Regions from separate parts of the Homo sapiens genome. Here all the other regions are linked to region 3. The links are chromatin contacts, found by Hi-C or POLR2A ChIA-PET in ENCODE. All regions are on one chromosome and are shown on one strand. The core of a region is the stretch at or near the end of the contact, and the rest is flanking DNA. Distances in the headings are between cores, read along the strand shown.

The links. A loop is a pair of places that touch in the nucleus more often than their neighbours do. ChIA-PET counts read pairs that join two places held with the same protein, here RNA polymerase II (POLR2A). Pooled maps may share reads with other maps.
Region 1: a map of tibial artery shows a loop between it and region 3 (2.7-fold over the local background). The contact joins two enhancer-like sites. A Hi-C loop is called at or near these places in 1 of 168 maps with a recorded cell type or tissue (tibial artery). POLR2A ChIA-PET finds 5 or more read pairs at or near these places in 9 of 52 experiments (CD4-positive, alpha-beta T cell, CD8-positive, alpha-beta memory T cell, RWPE1 and 6 more).
Region 2: a loop to region 3 is called in a pooled map, with 2.3 times the contacts of the local background. The contact joins two enhancer-like sites. A Hi-C loop is called at or near these places in 2 of 168 maps with a recorded cell type or tissue (CD14-positive monocyte and endothelial cell of hepatic sinusoid) and 4 of 50 pooled maps. POLR2A ChIA-PET finds 5 or more read pairs at or near these places in 8 of 52 experiments (A549, A673, AG04449 and 5 more).

Annotation. Positions count from the first base shown.
Region 1 is chr1:19,617,905-19,621,423 of GRCh38, forward strand. The region is part of intron 1 of MICOS10-NBL1 (MICOS10-NBL1 readthrough); the gene reads left to right. The region is part of intron 1 of MICOS10 (mitochondrial contact site and cristae organizing system subunit 10); the gene reads left to right. Among named protein-coding and RNA genes, the nearest start is that of MICOS10-NBL1, 23 kb to the left of the region's middle. Within about 2 kb of position 1,972, at least 4 of the 41 ENCODE cell types and tissues checked have a DNase peak (open chromatin) inside an H3K27ac peak, as active enhancers do.
Region 2 is chr1:19,435,198-19,438,843 of GRCh38, forward strand. The region is part of intron 1 of CAPZB (capping actin protein of muscle Z-line subunit beta); the gene reads right to left. Among named protein-coding and RNA genes, the nearest start is that of CAPZB, 49 kb to the right of the region's middle. Within about 2 kb of position 1,779, at least 29 of the 41 ENCODE cell types and tissues checked have a DNase peak (open chromatin) inside an H3K27ac peak, as active enhancers do; they include CD14-positive monocyte, where a contact is called at or near this core.
Region 3 is chr1:19,504,162-19,507,637 of GRCh38, forward strand. The region is part of intron 1 of LOC105376819 (a long non-coding RNA gene); the gene reads left to right. Among named protein-coding and RNA genes, the nearest start is that of CAPZB, 20 kb to the left of the region's middle. Within about 2 kb of position 1,679, at least 18 of the 41 ENCODE cell types and tissues checked have a DNase peak (open chromatin) inside an H3K27ac peak, as active enhancers do; they include CD14-positive monocyte, where a contact is called at or near this core.

The DNA.
Region 1 (3,519 bases), core at 722-3,221, 110 kb after region 3:
AAATATATATATATGTATATATATACACATACACACACAGCAAAGCCCGATGTGTCATATAAACAATTACTGATGTCAATGAAATACAGTCAACTGTGCAAAGGGTAGGAAAAAACTGGTTCTGATTTTCAGCTGTGGCTTATCCACAGTGTGATCCTACGTAGCCAGTGAGTTGTATTTTAATAAAGGATTAGCTATTATACTACACTTTTTTTTTTTTTTGGCAAGGTCTCACTCTGTTGTCCAGGCTGCAATACAGTGGTATGATCATGGCTCACTGCAGCCTCAACTCCCAGGCTAAAGTGATCCTCCCACCCAAGCCTCCTGAGTAGCTGGGAGCACAGGCATGCACCATCATGCCTGGCTGATTTTTATTTATTTATTATTATTATTATTATTTTGTTTTGTTTTTGTTTTTGTAGAGATGCAGTCTGACTGTGTTGCCCAGGCTGGTTTCAAACTCCTAGGCTCAAGCGATCCTCCCATCTTGGCCTCCTAACGTGCTGGGATTACAGGCATGAGCTGCTGCACGCAGCCTGTATTACACCTCTGAAATCTTTTATCAGGGAGGTGGCAGAACTTACTACCACTTAGTGTATTCCATGTCAGACACTATTAGAGACTTTCCATTTTTCTAATGTAGCAACCCTGTAAGGTTGTTTTCACTCTACAGATGAGCAGGTTGAGGCTGGGTAGGGTTGACTAATTGGCCTGGGGTCAGAGAGCTGACTTGTAGGGACTGGAGCAGCGGTTTGGGCCCGGCCTGTCTTGCTGCAGCATCAGTGCTCTAACCACTCACTCAGCAGGAGAGTACATCCAGCATTTATTTAGAAATTGGATCCTTTCTTTCAGACATGTAAGAATGAAGAAGTTGTCTGGCACAAGGCTTCTAGGATCTTAAAGACTGGTAATTCCTGTAGCTTCTCATATTTGTGAACTGCCAGTTGAATATGGTACTTAAGTTTTTGCTCATGCATCTTGATGTAAGTTATACAAAATAAAATGGAGTTACTTTGCTATTTTAACTAATCTTTTAGATGTAGATAAAATGTAGCACTGACAACTATACCTTAGGCTTATGAATATAGGAGCCTTGTTGAAAATGTTACATGTAAGCTGGAGTGAGGTCTTAATAATTGCCATAAGTTATTGATAGATGAAATGGGTCTATAGTCTTTTTTCCCCTATGATCTATTATAGAAATATTTCAAAGTGAATTTCTGTTTCTGTTCCTCTTCAGTGAGTTGTTCTTCCTTCATTGAAAGTCCATAGGCAATTGGAACTTTTGTGAAGTTGGTCGTACAGGAGCATATATGACTACAGCTCATTCTGTTAGGGGCTAACATCCAAAATACATTGCTGCCCAAAGACTGCAATCAGATTATATAGCCTACTTGTTAATTCCTGCTGATTATGTTTGCTTCTAATTATTTGCAGTGAGGTAAAGCTTTATGATCTGTGGCATGGTGAGAACAAAGATTTTTTTAAAAGTAAAATACAGTTGCATTGAGCAACTAGAAATTGTCCATAACTGTAATGGACAACAACATACATTTTCCCCCTTTTATTACCAAAAGGTGGCTTAAGGTGTACATTGCTGCACCTCCATTGGTTGTTCTCCTTTTAAATTTGTTGTAAAATCCTCTTAGGCATAAGATAAGGCCTATTATTTTATGTATCTGATCAGTATTGTATTTATAGTTCATGGGCGCAGAGTTTTCTGTTCTTTTTACTGTTAAAATATCATCCGATGAAATGTTAAGGAATTGCTCCTTCTTAGAAATGTGTGTTTATCTACTAGCCGGTTTTATGATGTTCTGTTGGGCACTAGGCATGCATTAAATTGCATGGTTAGATTGATTCAGAGTAATTTCATTTTAGAGGAGTATGTGCCAATTCTTTTTCCTCTCCAAAAGGCATGGTTTCAGAGCATGGCCCTGTGCCTAATGTTAATTCCATAAGGCTCCTTTGTTATGCTCCCCACCCCCTACCACACACCCGCAACTGGCCTTTGCCATGAGGAAGATGTGTACCTATAATCAGGCATTTCTTTACTTTAGGGTTATTTGTCATGTCAGACAGCATGGACTTTTGAGAACAGGCTTAAGCTAGGGAAGGCAAAGTTATATAAACTGTATTCATTGTTAAATATTTGCTTCCAGGGAAGGTGAAAAATGCTTTGTACTTTTTCCTTTGGCTTTTTTCCCTCAAAAGAGCTTGTCATGCAACAGCAACAAAAAGTGGCCAAAGGCAGAGAAAACTCTTCTCTTTTCCATGTTGGTTTGTTTTTATTGTAAGACAAACCTTTCATGTTTTATTGTTATGAAGTTTAAACCTGGCCTAGAGGTGCCAATCTTTAGTGGAAACAGCTGCAGAGTTGGTGTCCCCCGATCAGGTGGGACTTCTTTGAAGCAACATGTTGCCTTTTAAAAGAGAATTGTGCATGTGAGAACTTGAATCTGTAAAACTCATCAGCAGTTCCACCATTGTTTATCTTTTAAGTAACTGAGATAGCTAACTTTAAGTAAAACATTGCAATTAAAAATCGTTTTCTGAATTATTTTTTTTCCAAAGAGAATAGCCTTATTACTTTTTGTCTTAAAAATACAGAAATGAGGGAAAAATCACCTTTAAGAATTGAAGATACAGCAGCCCAGTTGAACTAAGACCATAGAGCACATTCTTTGATAACTCCTTTTTGCTGGTCTGAACTGTTGATTCTTACTTCATATTTATACTTGCAGATAAATGCCTATAATAGGAGCAAAACTGGGTGGTTGGGCATATATCTGAATTCTAGAGATTAAGATTTTCTACTTGATATTGATGGATGTGGAAGCATTGCTCATCTTTTTGATTGAGTGGTACGGTTAGCAATGGAGTCGGCATCATTCTTGGTCTACTGCTAGGAAAAGTTGAGCATCAGAGAGCTTTTTCTCCTTGGGGGAAAATAGAAGAGACAGGCATGGAGTCAGAGGGACAAGAAAAATGCTGAAATATTTTCCTTTGGGGCTTTTGATTTCTTTGCCAAAAAATTGCCTCCAGATGGAGAAGAGCAAAAGCTCTGATTGTAAGCCATTATGTTTTTACTGGCTTATCTCCCCATTCCGTTGCCTGGTTTGGAATCTGTAAGCTAGTCCAAATCCTTTACCTCATTTTCTAGTACCAATTTACTGTCTTACTCATCTTCCAGCTGCAAGGAGTGAGGCAAGTCGCCTTAAAATTGAACCCTGTACCATTTTATAAACCAAGCAACAGCAGAGTCTTGCCAAGGAATATCAGTATCAATGGCTTCCATGTCCCTGAGGTTCTTGAATCACACCTACCAGGTCAACTTCTTGTGTCTGTGACTTGTGCGGTAGGATTGGTCTGGGAATGAATCTAACAGGCCCTTTTGGCTTTGTGAAGACTTGTTACTACCCAGGTTGTCTAGCATTCTGAGCTGTATGGGGAGCACAGTCATATTTTGGCTGTATTTCACTGGCAGTAGAAATCTTGACATTCCAATTTCCCTTGAGG
Region 2 (3,646 bases), core at 529-3,028, 69 kb before region 3:
CCATCAACAGACAAGTTTCCTGAGAGCTGGTGAACATCTTGCCAACAAGACATATTTCGCAAGCTCAAAACCTTTCTTTCCATCCCCAATCAAACGCTGAGTGTTATGTCTCAAGAAGAAAGCTGGCTGAGGAAGGAGCTTAACATCCTTCCATGAGCAAAAAGAATTAAAGAAAGGGAAGCAACAAGTTCCAGTTCCAAAATAGCTTTTTGATAACTAGGAACTAAGCCCAGCCCTGGACAGTATTACTGACTCTCACCACCACCTAAAGCAGGCTCTGCCAAACACAGCACAACAACCAACTGCTACTAACAACTTTCACTAAGCAGGTAGTGCACGGCAGGCGCTGACTTAGGGCTTAAAACACAGCTATAATAGTAATAGCTAAAACTTATTAAGCCATTCTTCTAAGTGCTTTATATGCCAATATCTCATGTAATCTTAAAAATGAACCAAGGAGTTAAGTGCCAGTATCAGTCTCAGATGCAGAAACTGAGGTACGGAGAGAGTGGTGAGCTTACACATTTAAATGGATGGCAGAGCTGGGGTTCAAAGGCAGGTGCATCTGACCCCAGAACCTGTGTGCCTACTCAATACTCCACAGAGCCCAGCAGCTGGGCCACCTGTGCTAAGAACCACTGCCATCTCTTTGTTTTAAAGTCTCCAAAAGAAGAGGAGCGGGTTATTTAGCACCTACTTTTGCACAGTTGAGTCACAAGTGAGGAAGGCAGCACCGCTCTCTAGTTAAGGATACAGGTTGGAAAGCAAGATTGTCTGCATTCAAATCCTGACTCCACCGGGTCCCAGCTGTGTGACCTTGGACAAGTCACTAAACTCTTCTGAGCCTCGAGTTCCCCCATCTATAAATGAGGGTAGTAACACAGTAGTCACCCCTTATCTGCAGTTTTGTTTTTTGGCAGTTTCAGTTACCTGTGGTCAACCATGGTCTGAAAATACTAAGTGGAAAATTCCACAAACAATTTGGAAGTTTTAAATTTCACGCCGTTCTGCGTGATGAAATCTCATGCCTTCCCACTCCATCCTGCCTGGGACATGAATCATCTTTTTGTCCCGCGTATCCACACTGTACAAGCTATGTACCCGTTAGTCACTCAGGAGCCAGCTCGGTTCTCAGATCCACTGTCATGGTGTCACAGTGCTTGCGTTCAAGTTACCCTTATTTTGCTTCATAATGGCCCTAAAACACAAGAGTAGTGATGCCAGCAATTCAGATATGCCGAAGTGAAGACAAAAGGGCTTCTTTAAGTGCAATTTCTCAATTTAATAAAGGAAGGGAAAAACTATATGCGGAGACTAAGATCTATGGTAAGAATGAGTCTTCTATCTAAAATTTTGAAGGAAAAGAAATTTGTGCTAGTTTTGCTGTCACACCTCAATGCAAAGCATATAGGGTTCGATATTATCTGTGGTTTCAGGCATCCAATGGGGGTCTTGGAGTATATCCCCCATAGCTAAGGAGGGACAACTGCTATACATACATTATACTGTTATTTTAAGGATTATGTGGGGGTAATCCTCATTCAGCATCTGGCACATACCTGGGACATAGTCACTGCTCCATAAATTCTACATGTTAAGTCAACAGAAAAGAGGAAGAAACAAGAAAGTAAAAGCATATAATCTAACAATTTCACAACAAAGGCCTCGCTGGCCTTCTGCCAACCTCCAGAAAACAGTGCTGGACTCTGTGTACCCGCAGTGTGGCTGGGACTGCAGACACCAGGAAGACCTTGGGACCTGTGGAGCCTGGATGGTTCAGTTGTCTGAGCCAAGGAGGGCTGGATTAGGCTCAGTGATCGAAGCTGAGCAAGTTTCAGCACATACCTCTACAAAGTGGACGCCCAGGGATGGCTGATATGATGATTCTTTAGGAAGCCAAATGCTCAGTTTCTCAGAAAGGTGTTTTCCTGTTTCATGACAGATAAAAAGGTTTCTCATCCAGACAAATAAATCTGCTGACTGAGAGCTTTCATTAAAAGCAAACAGTCTTGCAATAAGGAACCGTAAGCTAGGAAGGCCTTCCATGAATATATGAAATGTCACAAGTCCTCAGCCTGTGTCTGAGAGTGAGAGAGGGAGAAATTTGAGAAGGTGCTGACCAGCTCAAAGACTGGGATATCATAACCCTAACAACATCCAGTCAGTACATTCCTCACCTACAAACGAAAATCACAGGCAAGGCCACGCACCGCTGAGTCCCAGGAGACACACCTTCCCAAATAAGTGTTTGGGTGGGTTGCTGTTAACTTCCAATAAAGCAGATAAATGTCATCAATTGCTTCCTGTCTTCAGGTCTTGTCAATACAGAATGCTAAGTCCGCTAGCCTCGAAAGCCTGTGTACCTTCCACAGTCTTAAAGACTTGATGGGAAACTGGAAAAGCAATCAGGAACAGAACACCATGGGCACGAGACTCATTCCAGGTACTGTCACAGCAAGATACCCTTCTAGTATTCCAAAGCTAGGAACACACCTCCCCTTGCTCCCGCCAGCCCAGGGAAACCGAATAAGCTGTTTACCAGGGACCCCAGCAAAGCGAGCCTCAAAACTCACCAGTGGGAGAACTTCATGACACAAAGAGAAAACATTGTTGCTTTCATTTGCCAATTTTTAAATACTTAGCTCATAAGTTCTGTGACCAAAACTAATAGAAGGCTCGGGAGGAGAGCTCGGAAAAGCAGAGGGGGTTGTTTTCCTAGGCTCCTTCCTCTAACACGAAGGTGGAAATCAATTCGCTTTCCCCTTCTAACCCTTGAATCCCTGGAGAACGATCGTATTTGGATGGCCTACGAATGCTCAGCTTTCCAGTAGTGCCCCAGACGAGGAATCCATCCATCCAAGTATTGTTCTTACCTCCCACTACCTCCTACGTCAGGGGAGGGGACCGGGCACATGGTTCCGAGGTCATGCTCCTCACTTAGAGGATCGTGGGAATGCTTACGGAAACACTTGTCACGGCGCTGCCAGCTGGAATCGCTGCTTAAGAAGAGGCTGGAAAACTAGGGAGTGCGCGATCAGAGACGGGAGGCTGGGGAGAGCAGGGAGGCAGATGTTGTGTGTTATCACTGAAACAAACACAAGCCATCCAGTTGTGCACTTCAGCTACGTGCGGCTTAGCGTACTTCGATAATGCCTCCAGAAAGTCAGGGAAAGGAAATACAGAGGAAGCTGGGCCTCTCTTCTACCACCTCGAAACTGTCCTGCTGCCAAACAGATCTGGGAAAGCAGGTTTTAATGAGAAAATTCAATTAAGAAATAAACTTAAGTAACCCCATAGCATGCTGAGTGAAGAGAGGAGCCTTTCTCAAGTGTCTTAGTGCCGAGGAGTGGACCAAGGGGCTCTGAAAAATGACCAATGAGGCTTCCCGCCACTCAGAGGAAGCCAAGCTCAGAAAGGCCACGAAGACCATCCTCGCTTAAGCGCGGGGCCAGATTCCAAGGCCAGGTCTGCTCCGCCTCATCCATTTCTTGTGCTGCTTCCCAGTGAGACTCAGCAGAGGACACACGAGGCCACATGAGGTACTCACATCAGGATCTCAGCTCTCTAACACAGGGAGGGGTGCAACGAAGGCAAGGACACAGGTGCTGTGCGTGACTCCCCACCGGGGCCGGCGGGCACTGGGTGG
Region 3 (3,476 bases), core at 429-2,928:
CAAGCGATTCCCCTGCCGCAGCCCCCCAAGTAGCTGGGATTACAGATGCCCACCCCTGTACCTGGCTAATTTTTGTATTTTTAGTAGAGACAGAGTTTCACCATGTTGGCCAGGCTAGTCTCGAACTCCTGATCTCAAGTGATCTGCCAGCCTTGGCCTCCAAAAGTGCTGGGATTACAGGCATGAGCCACCGCGCCCAACCGGCATAATTTTTAATAGTGGCTCAGTATCCATTGCATGGAGTGGGGGTCATGATTTTTTTTGTTGTTTTACTTTTTAAAAATTGTTTGTAGAGACAGCGTCCCACTGTGTTGCCTAAGCTGGTCTCAAACTGCTAGGTTCAAGTGCTCCTCCCACCTCAGCCTCCCAAAGTGCTGGGATTATAGGCATGAGCCACTGCGCCAGTCCTGTATTTTGATTTTTTTTAAGTAACCCCCTAATGTTGTACAGTTTGGTTGTTTCCAGTTTTTCACCATCAATAGCAATAAACATCTTTGTATGTATCCTTCTGCTCATATCCCTAATTATTTTTTTAGCACTCACAAGTAGAATTTTGCATCTAAGGAAGAGCTACATTGTCAAGACTTTTGCTATTCATTGCCAAATTTCATTAAAAAGTTGTACAAATACACACCACTGGCAGCAGTGTATGAGAATGCTATAATAAAGGCTTTGGGCCAAGTTGACAATTATGAGCAAAAAAAAAAAAAAAAAAAAACAAAATCAAGAAGATAAGTGTTTGCTAAAGGCTCACCCTACGCCAGCTGTGTTTATTTGTTGAACTCTATCACCATGTTCCTTGGCCCAAACACTGAAGGTCCTTTAGATTCTTAGTTTATTTAGTGCCTCTTTCAACACTCTAGTACTTTGACCCCAGTCTTATCTGAAGGAAAGAGGATTTCTGGTAAATAGTTTCCAATTTGGAAACTCAACCCAAGCACTTCCATCCCTCATCCCAGTGTGGACCACCTCTGTGGTTTTAACTGCTGGGGATGAGTCAGAAAGTGATGCTGGCTGAGTTGGAACTGAGAACTGTAATGCTTATAAGAAATAATAGAGAAGGTTTGAGGTGAAAAAGTCATGTTCCGAGGTACAAAGGAAAAACCAATAACAACCCAGAGTTTGGAGTTTCATTCTGCCCTGCTCTGATAATATCACTATGGTGATGTTCTCCATAAACAATTGCAAAATAGCAAGATGAAAAGGAACAAGCAAGTTCCACCCAGGCGATCTGGAGTTATTTTAGGGATCAAGGCAGTGTCATCTGGGGTAAATATGGAATGCAAAATCTGTTCTTGTAATAATCATCCCCTTCTTTTGTGAGGCTGAACAAAGACCTGGCAAATCAGTCGTTTTGTGCTCAAAGAAGCACTGACCCAGTGTTCTCAGGGCCAAAGAGAAAGTGAAGCCAAAACAATGGAAATGATGGTTAATAACAGATGCTGGAATTATTCTTCTCACACCCATGGACTCTGAGACTCCACTGAGCCTGGTGTGGAGTCCAAGCGGGTGGAACAACGGTGATGTTCTTGGGTAGGGTTGGCCCAGTTGAGAGGCTGGGATCGGGACCCCAGGTTGCTGAGCTCGGTTGCCTGCCCTTGACCTTGATTCTTGGGCCAGAGTCGGTGGAGGGAAGCATCTTCAAGGCCACGGTCTGTCTCTGGGGCATCACCATCTGCTGCAGATGACATTTACTGCTCCTATCCTCATGCTATTCTCTTTGAACCCCTGACTCAGCGAGCCCCAGTCCAAAAAGCAGAACTAGCTATTTTTTGCATCAAGAAAAAGATGTCAGGCAATACACTTGCCGAATTCTTTGCTGACCCTGAAACGCTTCCTCTTTGCACTTAACTCCTGTTCTTCCTTTATTCTCTTTGCTGCCTTCTCTTCTAGACCACTAAATTGCAAGCGCCGCTATCTTCTCCAATGAAGATGCTCAAGGGAAGGGCTGTACTCAGCCATGGAGGCTGGCACAGTGCCTGGGGCACGCAAGTTTCTCCATAAATGTCAGCTCATAGGAGGTGAATTCAAAATCCCATGCCTACCCTAAAATGGACATTTCTCCGGCAGATCTGAGACTGAGGCTATTTGTTCATTCATTCAACAAATATTTATTGAGCACCTACTAGAAACCAGAATTTGTGCTAGGGACTGGAGCTGTAAGGGAAACAAGATTCCAGGGCCCTGTCCTTATGGAGATTACATTCTTGTACACTGTAATGCAAGTGGTGAGCACAGCTTCCATCTTGTCACAGTGGTGAGCACAACCTACTTCTCTGACCATTGGACAAAAAATTGCACTCCCCACTTACCTTGTCTTATTTTATATTTCTTTGTTGCTGATCTTTCAGTCTTTGCATGCAAAAATGTATCCTCTTTGAGGGTGCTTTATGATGTTCATTGCTGAATCCCAAGCACCTAGAACCACTTCTAGCATCCAGCAGGTGTGTTGGTCTATTTGGGCTGTTATAACAAACTACCATGGACTGAGCATTTTATAAACAGCAGAAATTTACTTCTCACCGTTCTGGAGGCTGGCAAGTCCAAGATCATGGCGCCAGCAGATTTGGTGTCTGGTGAACGCCCTATTCCTGGTTCACAGGTGGTGCCTTCTCACTGTGTCCCCACATGGTGGAAGGGGCTGGCTAGTGCCCTATGGTCTCTTTCATAAGCACACTGATCCCAATCCTGAGGTCACCACTCTCATGCCCTGATCACTTCCCCAAATGCCCACCTCCTAATACCTTGGAAGTGAAGATTTTACATATGAATATTAGGGACACAAAAACATTCAGACCATAGCAAAGTGTTCAACAAATACCTGTCAAATCAATTTATTTAATAAACTCTGCAATCTTCTAGAACTTTCTAGCACAAATCTCCAGGGAATGAGCTGAGAACTCCAGAAATTCATAACTACAAATTACAACTACCCAGGACTTTCCAGATTACAAAGGAGGGAGGTGCATGGGAAGGAGCCTTCGCCTCTCTTGAGTCCTGGGTTCCTTCTTGTAAAATAGAAACAATAACACCTACCTTTGGGGCCTGTTGTGAGGATCGGATGAAGTAATGGGTGGGAATTACTCAGCCCAGAACCTGGCAAGCAGTATTTGCTCCATGCCTGGGGACAGTGCTATTGTTTATTATTTGAGCGTCCCAATTCTGTGTGGACTTTATTATTAGCTTGGCCATTTAACTGACACAGAAAACAGGACTAACGGGGGTATACTAATTTGCCGAGGGTAGCTCAGGAGGGACTAGAACCCCAGCTACATACACCCATGGGGCTGAATTCCAAACACAATGCCTTATCTACCACCCCAGGGGTGCCACCTCTGGAGGGAAAACACAAGGGTGCCTCCTGATTCTTCCAACCCCCGACTCCACCACCCCATCCTCTCCCACCATTGTGTTGTTCTCCATTCTCAGTCTACCCCACCCATCACCAAGGGCACAAAAGAGCTCAGAGGAGAAGC